Regions from separate parts of the Mus musculus genome. Here region 1 is linked to region 2. Evidence: chromatin contacts called from ENCODE Hi-C or POLR2A ChIA-PET data. All regions are on one chromosome and are shown on one strand. Each heading gives the region's core, a stretch centred on a gene start or an enhancer-like site at or near the end of the contact. The rest is flanking DNA. Distances are from core to core; before and after follow the strand shown. Region 1 holds the start of Rtn3 (reticulon 3). Region 2 holds the start of Mark2 (MAP/microtubule affinity regulating kinase 2).

The links. A loop is a pair of places that touch in the nucleus more often than their neighbours do. ChIA-PET counts read pairs that join two places held with the same protein, here RNA polymerase II (POLR2A).
Region 1: a loop to region 2 is called in a map of heart, with 6 times the contacts of the local background. The contact joins the promoter of Rtn3 here to the promoter of Mark2 in region 2. A Hi-C loop is called at or near these places in 1 of 37 maps with a recorded cell type or tissue (heart). POLR2A ChIA-PET finds 5 or more read pairs at or near these places in 1 of 5 experiments (embryonic stem cell).

What each region holds. Positions count from the first base shown.
Region 1 is chr19:7,481,893-7,485,316 of GRCm38, reverse strand. Rtn3 (reticulon 3) reads left to right here and starts at 2,026. Exons shown (of 9, transcript NM_001003934.2): 1 at 2,026-2,378. The coding sequence starts at 2,234.
Region 2 is chr19:7,340,270-7,343,373 of GRCm38, reverse strand. Mark2 (MAP/microtubule affinity regulating kinase 2) reads left to right here and starts at 1,514. Exons shown (of 18, transcript NM_007928.3): 1 at 1,514-2,206. The coding sequence starts at 2,153.

The sequences.
Region 1 (3,424 bases), core at 777-3,276, 140 kb before region 2:
CAAAAAACAAACATGGGAAGGAAAAGGTTTATTCTACTTACTTCTGAAGGAAGTCAGAACTGGAACTCAAACAGGGCAGGAACTTGGAGGCAGGAGCTGATGCAGAGGCCGTGGAGAGTGCTGTTTACTGGCTTGCTCTCTAGCTTGTTCAGCCTGCTTTGTTATAGAGCCCAGAATCTTCAGCCCAGGGATGCTCCTACCCACAATGGGCTGGGCCCTTTCCCATTGATCACTGATTAAGAAAAATATCCTTTAGGCTTGCTCACCACCTGATCTTATGGAGTCATTTTCTTTTTCTTTTCTTTTTTTTTTAAAGATTTATTTATTTTATTTATATGAGTACACTGTAACGGTCTTCAAACACACACCAGAAGAGTACATCAGATCCCAGTACAGATGGTTGTGAGCCACCATGTGGTTGCTGGGATTTGAACTCAGGACCTCTGGAAGAGCAGTCAGTGCTCTTAACCACTGAGCCATCTCACCAGCCCTGGAGTCATTTTTTTTTTTTTTTTTCCAGAGACAGGGTTTCTCTGTTGTAGCCCTGGCTGTCCTGGAACTCACTCTGTAGACCAGGATGGTCTTGAACTCAGAAATCCACCTGCCTCTACCTCCCAAGTGCTGGGATTAAAGGTGTGTGCCACCACTGCCTGGCTGGAGTCATTTTCTTAATCAAGGTTCCCTCTTTTCAGATTTCAAGGTAACATAGAACTATCCAGCATGCCTGACTTTAACATAGACTTTAAGAAAAAAATACTTAAGCATTCACCAAAATAAGTAATTGGATTCCTGATTACTGGCATACAGTTCCCTTTGCCATCGTTCTCTGGCACTCAACAGCATCGGGGGACAGTTTGCTGCACTATCAATTGATGCCTGCCGTTGAGTGACAGAGTAAGATATTTTCCAGAGTCATTTTGGGAAATATCCTGGATCGTTTTCAGAACACTGCAACAACCAAGATGCTATCTGAGCTTTATTTGACCTTAAAAAACTGTCTAGGACAGATGCGGTCCACAGCTTGTTCCCCATCTGCAGCAGCCTGCTTGCCTAGCGCTCCCTCTGTGAGTTAGCATCTTTACAGAATTTGCTGAATCTGCAATTGCACTTTGGGTCATAGATTGCTACTTAGCAACATCAAATCCCACAGCTTTATCATCATTATGTACTTAAAATTTAAAAAGAACAAAATTTGACATAAATTGATGTCCAGTTTCAAATGTCATTTTTTGGGGGACTCATCTTAGGACATGAATAAAATTCAGTATTATGAGTATCTGTGCCTCATTTTTAATACCTCATTTCATGTCCACTCCATTCCCCCAGTCCCAACCAAGACGTTTTCTCCTGGTTTTCCTTTCCTCGGCAGCTTCTTTTTTATTTTCCAAAGTATGTTTTTTGTAGCTCAGAACATAGCTCAGAGAAAAGACAACCTGAAGCCTCTTTGGGAAGAAAAACAAGATAAAAATATGAAGCCGATTCTGTGCCTGCATTGCAATGTGATTGGAATGAGTAATAGTTTCTCATTCTGTTTAGCATCTTTCTCCACCTATCAAACATGGGACTGTACCATGCCTGCCTCGGTGGGGCGATATTACGACACGACCAGATAATTCAAAAAGAACATTACAGAGGGGGGGTCTTTAAATATTGTACTCTTTGGAGTCACAGGCTGGTACGTATCAGGCAAAGACATCAATTAGGATTTATAATAAAAAATTTGTAGCTTATGAAGGCATAAAGAAACATAATCTGCCAGCTAGAAAACATTCACATAAACAAGTGGAAGGTGGGGAGACTGGGCACGGTTAATCTGTAGCAGGGGCTGCAGTGGCGGGCCGGTTCTAGAGTTTAGCCACGCCCCTTACGTCAGGCTTTCCCCCATTCCCCCACCCCCTACCCCTCACCCCCGAGAGGCCTGCCCCACCCGCGGGCCCAGTCACTGCGTCCTTTCCTGCGGGAGCGCAGAGGGACAGTTCTTGCGCCTGCGCATTGCGTCGCTGCGCGCCTCCGAGGCCGCCGCCCGCGCGTCCAGGCTCTTTGTGCGCATGCGCGCTCGCACTCCTTCTCTCCCTGCGGAGCTCGGCTGAGTCAGTCAGTCTGTCGGAGTCAGTCTTCCGAACAGGCGTCGCCGGGAACTTCGGAGAGCCAGCTGCTGGATTATTCTGTGTCCCCTCCCACTCTCCCGCCCTACGTCTCTCTTCACCCTTCTCCCGCCCTTGCTCGTACAGCCATGGCGGAGTCGTCAGCGGCCACTCAGTCCCCGTCAGTCTCCTCGTCGTCCTCCGGGGCCGAGCCGTCAGCTCTCGGCGGCGGCGGCGGGAGCCCTGGAGCCTGCCCCGCCCTGGGGGCGAAGAGCTGCGGCTCCTCGTGTGCGGGTGAGGCGCGCGTGGGGCTTGGTCCCTGGGGAGCGCGAGCTACTGGGTCTCCGGGAAGGGGCGAGCGACCTGTCTGGGCCGTGGGCGGCTTTAGTCTCTTGGCGGGCATTTGAGGAACAGGCTAAGGGGGAGGGGAGCGAAGGACCGAGGTGAGGAAATAACGGGGTGTGAAGAAAACAGGTTGGGGGCGGGGTGGTGAACTAGAGTGGGCGTTGACGCTGACCCCCTGCAAGGGAGGGCACCGCAGTGGGGTGAAAACGGAGAAAGGCTATGTGCACCCAATGGATCGAGTGCTGGAGGCCCGAGAGCCCTAGGGTGGGTCGGGGGGTGGGGGTGACTTAGAGCAGGATTAGCGAGCCTCAGGGGATTGTGACAGGTGGGACGTAGGAGAAATGAAGTCGCTAGGATTTTGAGAGGGGTAGTGGTGGAAAAGGTGGCGTTGCAGGTTTGCAGACCGGTTGACACAATCTTAAATGGATGATATAGCCTTCCAAAAAAAAATTTTTTTTTTTTTTTGTTCGCCAGAAGGATCAGGAAGTTCTGTTACTGTTTTTGGCTAAACTGAATGCCAGATTTTTTTTTTTTTTTTTTTTTTTTTCTGAGACTCTGAGGTAGATGAGGCGTGATGAGAATAGCATGGGAAGATTTGGGAGGGAGCTGCTGATAGTCCAAGATGGATCCTTGGCTGCATCTGCAACACAGCCGGCTCTTCACCGGTGGTGCATCGTGGGGGTGGGGACACGCAGTCAGTTGCTATATTCTAGAAGATAATAAATACAGTCTTGCCAAGCCATCACCATGTTTTGATTTCTTGTTTTCGATGGCCTATTCTCAATAGCAGCATAACAAAAGGGAACGATTGCTGCAGGGGAAAGAATTCAGACAAAGCCTGGGCTGCTTGAACCCCCTTCTCTCTTGTGTGTGAAAAGACTAGGAGGGACGCTGGCGGCCTCCTTTAGTTTCTTTTGTATACAAGTCTGCCTGCTGGTGGGAGCTGACTGGCAAGCTCGACTCAGATCAGAGAGATCTGCAGTGCAGATGCCTTC
Region 2 (3,104 bases), core at 265-2,764:
AATCAAAGTGGTGAGGAAATGAAGGCCGGGGATCAGTAGTTCAACCATCCTTGGTTACATATCATGGCCAGCCTGGGCTACTTAATACCCTGTTTCCAAAAAAAGCAAAAACAAAAGAACAACAAAAACTTGGATGGACAGGGTGGTTGGTGCACACCTTTAATCCCAGCCCTTGGGAAGCAGAGGCAGCTCCAGGAGTTCTTGGTCAGTCTGGTCTACAGTGGGAAACTGTGTCATAGAATCGAAACTAACAGCAGAAAGGAAATGTTATGTGTAATTTAAAGAAATATTTATTTGTATGTGCCTATGTTTGTGCTTTTATGGGTTTATGTGTATCACTGGCATGCGGGTGCTGGTAGAGGCCAGAGGGCATCATTTCCCCTGGAATTGAAGTTACAAGGGGTAGGGAGCCATCTGATGTGGATGCTGGGACCTGACCAGATTCTCTGGAAAATAGTACAGGCTCTGAATGAGCCAGCATTCTGACCTATGTTGTAGTATTTATCTATTTAACTTTTGTGTATATGAGTGTTTAGCCTGTATGTACGTCTGTGCAACCTAGTGGAAGCCAGAAGGTGTCAAACCACCTAGAACTAGTTAGACAGTTGTTAACCACCATATGGGTGCTGGGTACTAAACCTCAGTCCTCTGGGAGAGCAACCAGTCCTTCCTCTTGACTTCTGAACCATCTCTCCAACTCATTTTATATATATACATATACATACATATGTATATATATTATACACACACACATATATACATATATAATTACATTTTTATTTAGTGTATAGGGTAGCATGCTCATGGAACAATGTTTTAGACTTGGTTCTCCCCTTTCACTATGTGGATCCCCATGGATCAAACTGAGTTATTTTGCTGGCCTTTGTTATGTGATTCCATGCCAAGATCACGCAAGCATTTTTCTCAATACTGAAAAAAATACTGTACCTTAAAGGTGTGTTAAGTTTCAAGGACGCTGACCCAGTGCCTGTCCGACCTGGTGTCTGTCCCAGGCTTTACAGAGGAATGAGGGGACTGACTCAATATAAGGCTGACATAGACTTCTAGAAGCCAAGATAGTCGCAAGATGGGCGGGTGTGCAAAGCAGGAGACAGGCAATAGGATGACACTACACTTGGCAGTTGACTCACACGTTGATAGCAAGGTTGAGCGATAAAGTGGGTTTTATGAGCTAAACATGCGGATGGGAAGTTGGCGTTAGGCTCAAAGGACATCAGTTGTAGGAACAGCTAATAGCGGTATTTTCTAAGTCAAACAACAGGTACAGGTGACCCACGCCTGTTCAAGGTTTGAAAATAACCGAAAACTGACGGAAAGAAACGAAGAGATAGATTCTTAGCCTCGGCAGCTCTCGGGTGTTGCCGGAAATGGCTGACTACCGCTCTCGGCCGAGCGACGGAACGGGGGCGTGGCCGGTTTAGCACACGCGGAGCCTCTTCGGCTGTTTCCGGAAACTGCCGAAAGCTTGCTCCAAGTGGGCGGAGAAAGGCCGGTAGGCGTGGCTGCTGGTTGGCTCTGGAGGTGCGGGGAGTCTCTTCGTGGATTTCCGTAAACAGAGCCGAACCTCGGTCTTCGGAATCTAGGAGGTGCGCGCGTCCCCGGGGATTACCTTCTTCGGTAGTTTCCGGAATTCACCCATCGTCTGGGCCGAGAGGAAAAGGCTCTTCCCCCTCCCGTTCCTAGTTGTTTCGGATGTTTCCGGCTCTTGCCGGCGGAAAGAGCCGAGGGCTGGCGGTGGTGGCGGCCATGTTGGGAGCAGCAGGTCCGGCGGCGGCTGCCTGTGTGTCGGGCGCGGAGCAGTGCGGCTGAGGGCAGGGGAGGAGCGAGGCAGGCGGCCGGCTGCGGCGGTTGAGAGTAGGCGGAGCGGCGCGGCCGGGCCGAAAGGCGGCACAACCCAGCCGGGGGTCGGGGGGGGGGGTGCGGTCCGGAGCCGCTCGGAGCCGGCGAGGCCTAGCCCGAGCGGTGCATCACCGGGCTGGCGTGAGCCATCGCCCGGCCTCCCCGCACCCCCGGCCGGGGCCCATGCAGCGGGTGCTCCTGCTGTGAGAAGCCCCGCCCGGCCGGGCTCCTAGCCTTCCCTTCCCTATCTTCCTCCAAGCTTCTCCATTCCCTCCCCTGAGATACCGGCGCCATGTCCAGCGCTCGGACCCCCCTACCCACGCTGAACGAAAGGGACACGGAGCAGGTAAGGAGCCCTCAGGGCTCCCCTAATTCTGTGACTGGGCCCCTGCACCTTACGGAGGCTCCCTCCCTCAGTTCTCCTCGTGCTCCTGCTTTCTTCTACAAGCCTAGGCTGTCATCTGGCCCTGGGTTCCAGCCCTTCACATCCCTCTTCCGAATCCTGACCTGGGACCCACGTCGTCCTGACTGAACTGCACACTTGTATTTCTGCCAAACGCCCCTCGCCTCTCACCGCCCTCCTGCGCTCTTCCGTGCTATCTCCCCAGCTTCCCCCTCTCTTCCCTTTTCTCTCAGGGGCCTTTCTGGTCTTCCTCCACCCACGCTTAAAGCAGCCACCTTCCTGCTCCTCGAATAATACCCCGCGATTTGCCGCGGATTGTTGCCCACCTCTTTCTGCATCTCTCTAGCTTTGTACCCTCTCTACCCGCACCGGCTCTCACAATCCTCGGTTTTCTCCCTCAAGAGTCCGTGTCTCGGGAGTGTGTTCTCGGTCCCTTTCCCCTTTCACTTCCCCAGCTTTTTCTATCCTCCTTTCCCGTTCCAAATTGGGCTCTCCCTGTTGCTTGCAACCCACCAGCTCCACCCTCGTCACCTTTCCAAATCGTTCGCCTACTCCTTGCTCATCACTTTCCCTTCTTTTCGGCAGGAGCTCCCAGGCTCCTGGCACTGGCATGTGTCGCTTCCGTGTTTCCCATACAGCTGTCATGCGCATAGTTTTCCCACAGGTTGCCTTTGGGGTTCCAGTCACCGCTCCCTTCAGAGTCTTTGGATCACTCCTGTTCTCTTCCCCCTGGGGTTTGGCATTTAAGTCCTTGGGCCTCCTGTCTGAATGCTCTTCCAGATTATCCCTGGGCTCTCCTCTACCGTGGGAAAGTCAGTGTTTTAGTCTGGCTGTATTAACA